Linked DNA regions of Mus musculus: all the other regions are linked to region 2. The links are chromatin loops, found by intact Hi-C in ENCODE. Cell type or tissue: heart. All regions are shown on one strand.

Evidence for each region. Peaks named below come from ENCODE experiments on the same cell type or tissue, not always from the same donor. Only the 100,000 strongest peaks of a DNase experiment are listed, where the experiment ranks them.
Region 1: it touches region 2 in a loop (2.8-fold over the local background); 4 of 42 quality-filtered maps call a loop at or near these places.
Region 3: it touches region 2 in a loop (3-fold over the local background); 4 of 42 quality-filtered maps call a loop at or near these places.

The regions. Positions count from the first base shown.
Region 1 is chr13:110,536,587-110,540,586 of GRCm38, reverse strand. No RefSeq gene overlaps it. Among named protein-coding and RNA genes, the nearest start is that of Gm32990, 30 kb to the left of the region's middle. In heart, no CTCF peak of the experiment used is centred here; a DNase peak (open chromatin) is centred at 2,246; H3K27ac peaks cover 2,375 bases.
Region 2 is chr13:110,891,875-110,895,874 of GRCm38, reverse strand. All of the region lies in intron 2 of 4930526H09Rik (RIKEN cDNA 4930526H09 gene), which reads left to right. Among named protein-coding and RNA genes, the nearest start is that of Gm38397, 9.6 kb to the left of the region's middle. In heart, no CTCF peak of the experiment used is centred here; a DNase peak (open chromatin) is centred at 1,794; H3K27ac peaks cover 441 bases.
Region 3 is chr13:110,561,006-110,565,005 of GRCm38, reverse strand. No RefSeq gene overlaps it. Among named protein-coding and RNA genes, the nearest start is that of Gm32990, 5.7 kb to the left of the region's middle. In heart, no CTCF peak of the experiment used is centred here; DNase peaks (open chromatin) are centred at 745 and 1,895; H3K27ac peaks cover 1,352 bases.

The sequences.
Region 1 (4,000 bases), 360 kb after region 2:
TGTGGCATGCTCAGAAAGAGTCCAAGTTTTCCAAAGTAAAATTAGAGTGAACTGTCCAATGTTAAAAACAAATTAATTTACTGATGGTAACATGGTAATTAGAAGAATCACAGCATTCTAACATATCCTCAGAAGTATAACTTTTATAACCAAAGGAGTATATCCATGCCCCATCAACTGATTGTATTGGTTTTCCTAGAGTGGCCTTATGTAGCAGGGTTATTGATACCAATGATCAGCTGAGCTTTATTATAATAAGTAAACAAACTCATTATTCCAAATATCAACACATACTTTTCTACTCACTTATCTATATGTATTTTCTGAAAAACAAAATCTAAGTGGTTATTAGATAAAGCTCCCTGACCTTCAACCTAAAACACAAAGCAGGGTTTTCCAACAAGGCCAAGCTCCCCCACACATGAATTCACAACACTTCTTCTCACACAGCGAACTGATAGTCAACCTTGTAGCAGAATTGAAGCCTTGCATAAATTAACGGATGCCCAGATGAACAAAGGTCAATGTGAAGTTGCTAATTGCCACATTTCTCTAGTTCACTGATTTAGTTATCAAAACCAAAATACAATAACAACCCCAGTAAAAGGCATGTCACAATATGTGACTGTGTACTAAAATAAACCTCCCATGCATATCAATGTAAAATTTTTAATGATGGTATGTGTTATTTGGTTAAATCATGCAAATACCTATGAAGGTTGGGTTGAGCATATTCACAGACACAGAACCCACACAAAGTGGGTTTGCTTTATAAGCGCTTTGTTCCCACATACATATTTACTCTTTTGATTAATCATTATTTTCAGTATTTTTAACTTCAGTGGAATTTGAAGTCACAGTATTCTCAAATAGAATGATAAGTACTTCATATTTACAGATGTGAATATGAAAAGACTGCCATTCCTTGTAGCTGTGTACCACATTGGTCTTAATGAAAATTTTCTTTCTTTTTTCTTTTTTTTTTTTTTTTTTTTTTTTTTTAGTTTATTGAAAATCAAGACATGAATACTGTATTTACATCCTTTCCATCCCCAGAGCTCTCGACTCTGCTCACCCCAGGCCTCCCACGACCATGGAAACTCTTGGCCTCTTCTTTATTTTTGTGACATATGCCTCTGTGTGTGTGTGTGTGTGTGTGTGTGTGTGTGTGTGTGTGTGTGTGTATGTACAGCCAGCTGAGTCCATTTAGTGTTGCTCACTAGGAATTATTTGTTTAAGGGCAACCAAGTAGGATTGGATGATCCATCAAAGCTCTTTCCCAGAGAAGACAGATAATCCCTCTCTTAGTAGCAATTAATTGTCTGTAGCTCATTTAGGGGTGAGGCCTTGTGATATTTACACTGTCTGTGTTGGTATGTCAACTTGTGCCATTGGGCAGGTCATGCTTAGGCAGCCACCGTGTTATGATTTTGTGGGTGAAGCACTGTGTCATATCCAATATACCCCATTTCAAAGCTTGTCTCCTGGTCCTCAGGCTCTTGCAATCTTGCTGCCCCCTGAACCTTAGGTGGTCCCACTGTAATGGTCACCATCTGCTGCAAAAAGAAGTTGCTTTAAAGAGGGCTGACAGCTACATGATTCTGTAGGTATAAGGCTGAATTGACGGCTGAGAGCTGCACTATTCTGTGGTTATAAGGATGGTCATTGACTTAAAAACATCACTCTTAACTGGCCTTCATTTCTTCAGGTCCTGTTCCTTGTACTTTTCTCCCCTTCTCAACCCTTGGTTCCCCGATAATACTTATGATACAAAGGCCAGTGATGCAGGCAATACCAACATTTTCATTTGAGATTGTAATTCTAAGGAATGAATTTGGGGAAGGGAAGGCCAGAGATTAGCCTGGTTGTAGTACTTCCCCGTTTGCACTGGATAGGAGGCACCATGATATATCTGAAATCATACTCTCTGAAGTAATTCGTAAAGGGAAAATGCGCTGGTAACTAGGAAACAATAAAGGTTTTGTTGTCTTCCCTTGTTCACATTCCCTTGAGTTTTGTATTAACCAGCCTTTCACTACCTTTATCCTATTAGAGCAAATGATCGTCTTATTAATTAAAGACAGCTACAATCTGAAAAGTATTAACATGGGGACTGTGTATGAGTCAGAGTAAACACAGGGGCTCTGTTGTCCTGGGCATCAGTGTTGCAGTTCTCTCTTAAGTAAGGGAGTTGAGCAGCCCCAGCAAGCTTCCCTTGCGTCACTGCTGCAGCCTGTTTCCTGCTCACCCTGGCCTTTGTCTAACCCAGATCAGGGGTTGGCAATTGTCTACCCGTGTGGATACAGATGTTTCATAACAGCTTCCGTCTTCTGCTCCCTGACTGCCGGTATCATGAACAAAGTTGCAATGATGACCTCTGATTTTTCCATGGGGACTAAAGTGCATATAGATAAATTTGGCACTGCCTTTAAGTAGTTTTCCATGAGCACTGAAGGGGTAGATGCGAAGTGCAAGCCGACTTTGTTAACTGTGCTGAAATAATCACATACTTTGGAAACAATGTCAAATATCTTGGCACAGCCCTTGATCTGTTTCTTTGTAGCGTGCCTGACATCTAGGACCTCTTGACACAGTGTATCTCTAAAATCAGGGCTGCAGAAGCCAGTGAGCAGGAGGAGAATTGTAGCATAGAGAAACGCCAGGAAAGAAAAGGGTGTTTAAAAAGGGGAGCAATCCTTTCTTTTCTATTAGTAGATTTTCTTTCTTATTTGATGATTGATTTACCTACATAAAATTATTATGGGATAAAACTTGCTTTATTGAATGTAATGCTAGGCAATTTGGAAAGGCCACATAGACTTTTCTTCCAAAGAGACTGTAGGTACATGGCGACTATTATCCGAATAAGGATATCAATGCTAGCAAACTTCCCAAAGTGAGAGATTCAGAATGTGCCAGCCAGAGTGATGAAATACTCTGAGAGCTGTGACAATGGAGAATGTGGCCTTGTGATCAAGAATTAATGTTCTGTGCACAGGAACCCAGTCACACCTGCTTACAGAAAGTTTGTTCAGACATGGAAAAACAATAGCAATCATATGTCATTTAGTTCATCCAGTGAGGACATGAAGGTCCTGCCGTGGGCCTCATTACCAACTTGCTTCACAGTCTTGCTTTTTCTAATGCAACTTGCAAGTTTAAACCTCTTCTATTAGTGCATTAGGGGATTTCTAAGGCAGTTTAAATATATATAACACTTAAAGCCACAGTTTGTACATGTTGCATGATCGGTTTTATATTTGTGCTTTTAAATCAACTAACTGGCCAAAGAAATGAAAAAGAACTAGCAGAACAATCCAAATGAGTCATTTAATTAAGGAATTAATTAATTGAGCTACATTAATATAAAGATCAAGCAGTTATCAGTTTTCTACTTGTGCAAGGCCCACTACTGTTTGGGTATGCACTGAGATGATTGGATATGATGAGTGGTAAACAGACTAGGTTTCTCTATGTGTCTAAAAGAGTGCCTTGGTATTTGTGTATAGCAATATCTACCTATCTGTCTGTCTGTGTGTCTCTCTATATTATTACTATGTTATAAATATATTTAATATTTTTACATTTACAAAGGACAATTGGCTTACTATTTTAAAATCAAATCAAAGACATATTTTATATATTTTTTGTTTCCCCTCTCTCCATCCCTCTATCCCTCCATCCCTCCCTCCACCCCACTTCTTCCTCAAATAAACTTCTCCTGTTTCCCTTCAAAAAAGAGCAAGCATCCCAGGAATATCCATAGCATAACAAGATAGAATAAGACTAGGTACAAACTCAGCAGGATTAAAAGGGTCCCAAGAGAGACAAAAATGTCAGATACCCTCGATCCCACAAACACATCTAACATCCATAATTCATATGCAGAGGACTTATCACAGATGCATGTAGTCTCTGTGAGCTCCTATGAGCCCTGCTTAGTTGAAGTCTGTGGATCATGTTCTCTTGGTGTCTCAACCCCTCTGACTCCTACATTTCT
Region 2 (4,000 bases):
TTTGTTACGTACTTATTCCTCATCTTTACCAGTTGACCATATAAGTATTAACCTTAAAAATATACAGTGTATTATGTTATTGCCCATCCCCTCCCTACCCACTTCAACTCCCTCCTGCCTCTCCATTCCAACTTTATGGACTCTGGTGTTTTTTTTGTTTTTTTTGTTTTTTTTGTTTTTTAATACTCCACTGAGTCCAATTAGCACGCCTCATATTTTTAGAAAAATAACCAAGAGCATTTAATATATTTCCATATTCTTTTCAGTGACCTGTACATGACATCTCCATGTCCTTTACGGGAACTTGGCAAGGGCTGGGCGTGGTTGATGAGTGTGAAGGGAGATTTTCCGAGCACATGTTGAAGTGAACTCAGCAGCTAGTAGACCAGGGCACAACAGCGGCCTTTGTTTTCGAAGGGTATCTCTCCTTCCCTTGACCTCTCTCTGACTTATCACCCAGTCCTCTCCCCACCTCTCCCTCCTCACTCAGGGCTTTCTTTTCCTCTTTTCCTTTTCCCAACCTGGATGTTTTCACCTACAGCTCGGCTTCCTTGGAATTGCTCTTGGCTCACCGTGGGCATTTTTTTTAGGTCCGTGGTTGTGAGATTTCACAACCGGACTGCTTCTGTGTACCGAATACTGCTTCCCTGCCATCCCTCATCCCTTATTAGCGAGCATCTCACCCACACAGTTTGCAAGACTTCTCTGCTAATCACCTTGGTTAGCTGCTTTACATTTCCCTAACACGTTGTGCAGTTCATTACCATTTGATTTATGGCCACGATAGCAACAACCTCATACCTTTGATTTTTCGACTGTGGGTGGGAATAATCTTTAAGGGATACTTAGTTGTTGTTGTTTTGATGTTTTAAGGTTATTTAGGCTAATAATGAAAAAGCTATTAGAAGATGCTCTATGAGGATGTCTGAAAAGCTTCATAAACATCACTACCTTCATCTTTCACATCACTCTTACTTAGAAAGCATACATAGAAAAACAACCAAAAGGCTAGTTACTTACAACTAGTAAACATAAATTCTGAAAACTAGCTTGTCTTAACTTAAAAAATAGTCCCCTTTCTTCCTCTACTTTAAGTCCAAGATATAGAAGACATGATTCTTGTCTTCAAGATGCAAGAACACAGTTACTCACAGACTGCCCATGATAAGTGTTATAATAGAATTATAAAAGAAACACTCCAGCCTTAAGGGCTTGGCGGGTGGTGGTTCAGTCTGAGGTAATATTGAGTACATCACTGAAGAACAGCATAGGTTTGGAGTGCAGACATACAGAAGTGAGGCCACTGCTCCAGAGAAGGCAGCCTGGACTTCCTTTTCAGTTTGTGACCTATCACTTTAATCTGTTTTCAAATCTACTCTCGCTTCTAACGATACACAGTGAGTATAGGCTATGCCTTTTTACAGTATGAATATTGCCCCACATTATAGCATACAAAAAGAATGCAATTTGAAGAGAAGAGCTTCAAAAAAAAGAAAACAAAGGAAAAAAAACAAGTTAATAGAAATTCTTCTACCTAGAAGCTGGGATGAAGATAATTAATGAACATGAAATAATCTAGGAAAAGTATCTTGTGGGATTTGAAGCTGCGTGTGTGTCAAACTGAGAAGTACAGCACACAGACACTTCCCAATCTTGCTTTCCAATCTTGTGCTTATACTTCTGAGACACTCACAAGGATCCAGCTTCCTCTAAATCAAGGCTTGGACGGATGCTCGGGCAGACCACCCTGAGGCGATGATTGCCTTCCTCAGGAGATGGCCACATGCGCTGGGTCCCGTGGGAGGAAATGAATGAATTGCCTATTGTACTTTTTGACTCAAACAAGGTTTAAAGGTGAATTTCCAACATGTTAGGGGGTAATCATCACAGTGTGGTAGCCAGGCCCTGGTGGTCCCACCCTTCCTAGGTTCTGTAAGGTCTTCCCCTGTTGAAATTATATAAACACTTGGAGCTTTTCTTCTGTCCTCAGAATTCTCTTCGTCTGCCAAGGTTATGGTTATTTGGAATAAAAACTTGGCTCCTTGCAATCTTTATTAAGAAGTTGTTGGCTGTACCCTTTCTTCTGCTGCTTCATCTGTAATCTTACAGTTTGTCTTTTGGGGGCCTCCTGGTGTCAAACACTGCCTCTGAGAACTGTCAGCAGCAAGGGGGGGGGCATATCTGTGTGTTTGGCATACTAAATGGTAACCCTAACTCTGAACTTGCCTCAGGGTCACCTCCCCTCTCTCTTTTCCAGGCCAAGTTAAAGCCTCTAGTAAAATCTGAGCTGAGCAGAAATTCACAGGTTGTACGCGGCAGGGTTATCCCTCTTCATGAGGAGAGATGATTGTTCTGCACAATATACACAACCAGACTCCAAAGCGACTTTCTTCTTTAATAAAGTTGAGGATATAGACTGCTTATTGCATGGTCTTCTTGGAGACAGTAAACACCTCTGGAAGGGAAGACAAAGAAAATGATCAGGCAGAAGGAGTTGATGGAGACACAAGTACGGAATCTTTGCTGGCTAGTTTTAAAGAGATGTCTAGGATTGAAGTGGACCCTCAGAGCTATCCACGAGGGTTTGACCTTCACTGGCCTGAGACAGACAGTCATTGGCTGTGGGCATCAATACCAGGCATATAACATTGGCCATAGGGCTCTTTACAGTTTAAGCACTCTGAGAAGGGACTAGCAGCTGATGAGCTCTGATAGCACTTAAGGAGCAGGAAGAACCTTTACCCTGAGAAGCAGACCAAACATAGCATTACTTGGTTTACCACAGATGATCCCTGCTCCATTTGGATTTGTCCATTTCATATTTGAAGTAACTCTTGAACACTCTTCTGAACTTCTTTTCTTCAGGTAGACTGGAAATCAGGAGTCAGTGAAGCTGTGGATTCCTCTCTCAAAAGTTATCACATATACTCACGGTCTCCCTTCGTTGTCAATTCTAGATTTCCCTCATGTTTACCTATCTTCTCCGATCTCCAACTACTTCCTTATGGTATAACCCACAGCCCCAGTCTTGAATAATCTTGGGATCTGATTATCATGCACTTATCAAGTCAGAATTGCTTCATTTTTTCTATCTGTGATGGTAAATGAGCAGAGGAACACCCAGAAAGTGGGCTACCTGGTACCAGACTTAATCTTCCTTGCCTTATTATATAATAATGGCTTTGTGGTACCTGATGATTAGTATTGCCTTGTGAAAACAATAACTAGTGGGCAATAGTTGTGTTTAATACCCTTTCTACAATGGATGCTATGTGGTGAGATCATCGTGTGATCGACTCATTTTTATGATTTGAACCTACTCATACATTTATCTATATTCCTTGACATGACATCCCTGATCTTCCTCCTTTTCTTTCTTTAGACTGCTAAGAAAACCTGTAGCTCCTGATGAGTCTGTAAATGGTGTCTGGCTTTGGATCACATCTCTTTCTGAACAAGGGTGATGATGGTCATGTGCAGATAAATTGAGGTTGCATGATCTCCTGTGGTCTTTGCCAGTATTCTAGATCCTTTATATTGAGTAAGTGTTCTCAGTATTATAAATTCTCATATCAAAATCCATGTTATACTTAGTTTCCTTCATCACACATCCTCAACATGCAATCTCACGTACAATTCTTACATCCTCCTGGTGCACAGTGGCCAAGAGTTGCAGCTCCTTTGCGGTGTAGTATCGTTCTTCCTTTCTTTGAGATTCTAGTATATCTTTGGCTTAATTATGCTGGAAGCTAGTCTTAGTTATCTGCTAAGCAGCCACAAAGGGAAGTGGAACAGATCCTGTGGAAAACACACATTTTGTGCAGGGGGAGGGTTCTACATTCCCTTCCTGTGAGGGTGGAGGGTTACTAGCTCTTGGTGGGTAGGGCATTTCTGCAGTTTTACAAGATTTTAGGGACCTTTGGAATTCAAGACTTTTGTGAGCTTCTACCTAAATACTTAATGAATATGCCAGGGTCTTATTATTTTCCAGCCAGGGTCC
Region 3 (4,000 bases), 330 kb after region 2:
GCAACAACAAGGAATAACTGTGACCCTATCCCTGAGTAAAGTTCCAACCATTCTGCAAACTACAGGTGGGATCTGATGATGTCATCACCCTCTTATCAAACTTTGTTTTTTTTTTTTTTTTTTTTTTTTTTTAATCAAACGTTTGGTTTTTTTTTTTTTTAACAAGCTTTGTTTCTCTCAAGATTTTGGGTTATTTCCTGAAAAATTGATATATATGGCTGACAGAAATGACTTAGGAAGTTTTAGGACTCACCAGAAGGGAACTGTTTTGAATCTAATTTACTGAAACAGCCAAGTTGCAAAACTGAGTTTGTAAACAGAACTCAACCATTCCCCATTCCGCCCTAATGGTCTTAACTTGTAATCTCCAAAGATGCTCCTTGCTAGCTATTCTGCTCATCTCTACAGACAGAAAGCACCTTCTAAAATCATTCTATAAATGTGAGTTTACAAAGTTTGTTGACAGAAATATCGGACTCAATTTTTTTTTCTACTCAGTCACGTGGGCGCAAGTGGAGCCCGGGAATCTGGACGATTAGGCACGCGTTTAGGCTTACAAGTCCTCGAGTACAGAGATAGGACAAAGGTTCTGATCTACAGGTGACTCGCATCGTTTCCCAAGCTTGAAAGTGCTTGTTCTGCAGCCATCCGTAGAGTTGCGATCTACCGTTATCAACTGAGAAAATCATCTCTAAGTGCTGTTGTTCAGAGCTCTTCCCCTCTGGGCCCGGCTCTCCTGACAGCACCTGCTGGCTGACTGAGGAGGAAAGGTCACGAGAAAGTAAACAGGTCCACAGTCATTTCCTGCGCCATCCTGATCTTGTCCTTCGAGATGGATGGCAGGCTGCAGCTGAGCCTGTTATTAATAGCACACAGACGTAGCTGGGTGGTACCCACGAGCCCTAGCATAGGATGTGGTTTGATTATCTGCTGTTGGCCCTGCCCAGGAGCTGACTCCCACATTGGGCCTAGGCTTACTCTCATACCCTTCCTGTCACAGACTCTCATCTCTGGCTGTCTTTCTGTCCTTGAGGTCAGGCAAGAATCTCTTAAAGTTGACTTTCTGCTATTTTTATTGCAGAAAACACCGTATCAAGCTGATTTCATACTGCATTTGGTTTTATATACTTTTTCAAATCACATTCAACCTTATTTGAGGGGGCTCTAAGTTGGGGTGCATCCTTCACTGTTGGATTCTCACCAACATGGAATCCTTAGACTGGTATCAGGTATATGATTATTTCAATCTATAGCTGACCAAAGGGCCAAGTTTGTCAAAACACTATTTCCAGCTAAGTTCACCACCAGAGACATTGAAAGAAACCCATATGTAGCCTTCTCTGATCACCCAAATGTTTCTTGTCAATTCACAAGCTGTGACAAAGCCCAGAAGAAAAGACATAGACAAAATGTCTATCTGAACAATCCATCTGATATCATATTCTAGAAAATGCCAAAGGATTGTTTAAAAGGGGTAGTATTTGATGGTGATATCATGATTTTTCTTTTGTTTCTTCCATCAATTACAGACTCTAAGAAAATCTCCAAAGTGTCTCCAATGGAAATGCTAAATCACAAAAGAAACTTAGTAGCTGACTTGGTTAAAAATGTCTAAATATCACTTAACAAGAGGGACTGTGGGACTGTGGTGTGTGTGTGTGTGTGTGTGTGTGTGTGTGTGTGTGTGTGTGTGTGTGTGTGTGTGTGATGTCTTGCACACATTTAGACAGGTGCATATTTAGAAGCTCCAATGAAGGACAAAGGTTGTCCCTGTGTCTCAGACTTTCCAACTTTGCTGCCCTTGTATATAAGGGAAGGGCTAGTACAGAACCACTCTCTGCCTCGGGAGGGTAGGAAGATGAGGGAGTCCCCACCCTGTGACCTTATCGGCTGCCTTCAACCGGTGAGAACGGTTATTCCCAGTCCTATTGTTCAGCACTTCCTGATCCTGCTTGTTCCCTCTGACTCACCACACATGAAATCATAGCTAAGAAAGCTTCAAAGGGACTGTGGAAATCCTTAGACACACACTGTTCAAATGATGAATAGTGTCAACCATAGAGGGACTGTAAACAAACCCACGTTTATCATGCAGTTGTGCTATGTGAAGACTTCATCTCCAAATAGAGGCCTGGGGAAGCTTAATCTACTTCTCTTGGGTCAAGACCCCACACATCTCTTCAGTAAAGCTCTAGCAGAATTGAGTTTCTTCTTCTTCTTTGTACGTGGTGTGATTTTGAGCTTTTTTTTTTCTCTATATTTCACTGTCACTTGCCCAGTGTGTCTTTTTCTGCCACGTGACCTGACATAGGTCATTACAGGAAACCTTGCTGAAACACTAAGTTGTAGACAGGAACCTTTCTTGACGTCATGATATATATTTAGCCATGCTTTCTGTCTTTTAAAGGGGTATTCAAATCCACTGTAGCCCCCTCTAGAATACCATGCTGGCATGCTCCTCCAACTCAAAGCATTGGGTAATTTCTTTCCAGGGTAGCAAGGACAAGTTTGAAAGAATCTGGCTTTGCATCCTACCAGCTTACATTCATTTACTGGGTAACATAGCTGACCTTGAATTCACTACGTCATAGGCCAGGCTGTTCTCAAGTTCATGGTCCTCCGGTCTTAGCCTCTCATCTTTAGTAGAAGTATTTCAATGTATTGGGAAATGAAGAAAATAGTTAGGGTTTAAACTGAGCATTGAGGCTGGAGGAACACACTGGTCAAACTAGAGAGTCTCAGAAACAACCAGACTGTACCCAGCTTATAAGATCTGTGGGGGTGGGGGTGGGGGGACAACAAAAAACAAAAACAAATGCCAGCTCACAGCTCTTTCTTTTTATCTTGCTCGTAAGGAGGCAAGAGAGTTTGATTCAATTCCCAGATCACACTGACAAAGAAACTTACTGGACAGGGCCCTCATAGACCCCACCTTTCCCTGAGGGACAATGGTAATTAAAGGTTTCTGGGGAGAAGGTGTCATTTTCTCCAGTGGTGAGTCAGCCCTTGCTCTGGTAAACAACCAGCCATGCTCAGGGTAGAAACTGATTAGACTCAGTGGAGGGCACACAGAACGAAGAGATGAAAGTAGGAGGGCACTAGATGGGGGGGGGGGGATAGGAGAGGGGCGATGAAGAGAGAGGGGGAGGAGGAGAGAAGGTTCCACTACACGATGGACAGGGATTGGAAAAGGGCAAGGAGAAGAAGCAATATGAAGTTAGGGAAATTCATTATATAAATGAATGAAATTGTCAATTTAAATGAAGAACATGCCCCCGGTGGGAGATTAACATCCTTACAAGTCAGGTTTTATTTCTGATGTTTCAGATAAACGAAGAGGAACCCAGGCTCCCTTGTGAAGACCTAGGGTTTGATACCTCCGATGGGCCACGATGGAAATGAAAGCTTAGGAAACAAAGAAAAACCTAAACTAAACTAAAACCAGCTTTGTTTCCTTTATGCACATAGGTCAGTTTCAAAAGTAAGAAAAGGATGCATGGGGTAGCCGCTAGAATCATCGTCCAGTTATGAAGTTCATCTTGTCCATCTCTGGCTATATAGTTCTTAAGAAACCCGAGGAGCGAAATAAGGAAATACGGTGCATTATGCAAAAGAAGTTATGATTAGCTACAACAGCAAGCAGGACCTCAGTCCTAGGCCGATTCTTATCTCATATCAGCAACTAGACATTCAAAGCCAATATCCAACCAGGAACCGCGGAGCAATGGTAAACGGAAGTGCTTAGAGTTCCTGCTTAGAAGCATTGATCGTCAATTCCCTCTGGTTCCTTTGCACAGAATGCAATAGAATGGCCCAGTCTCCATCCATCATTAAGGGGCTAACTTGAGATAATTTAGCTTTCTATGTTAAACATTTTATTTGTGTGTATTATGTGAAGGTGTGTCTGTTTACACAGGTACATTCCAGCCATGTCTCCAGGCTGTATGCCTCCGCGTGCACCAGGCTTGCCAGCCCTGGAGGTTCCTGGGATTTTCTTGTC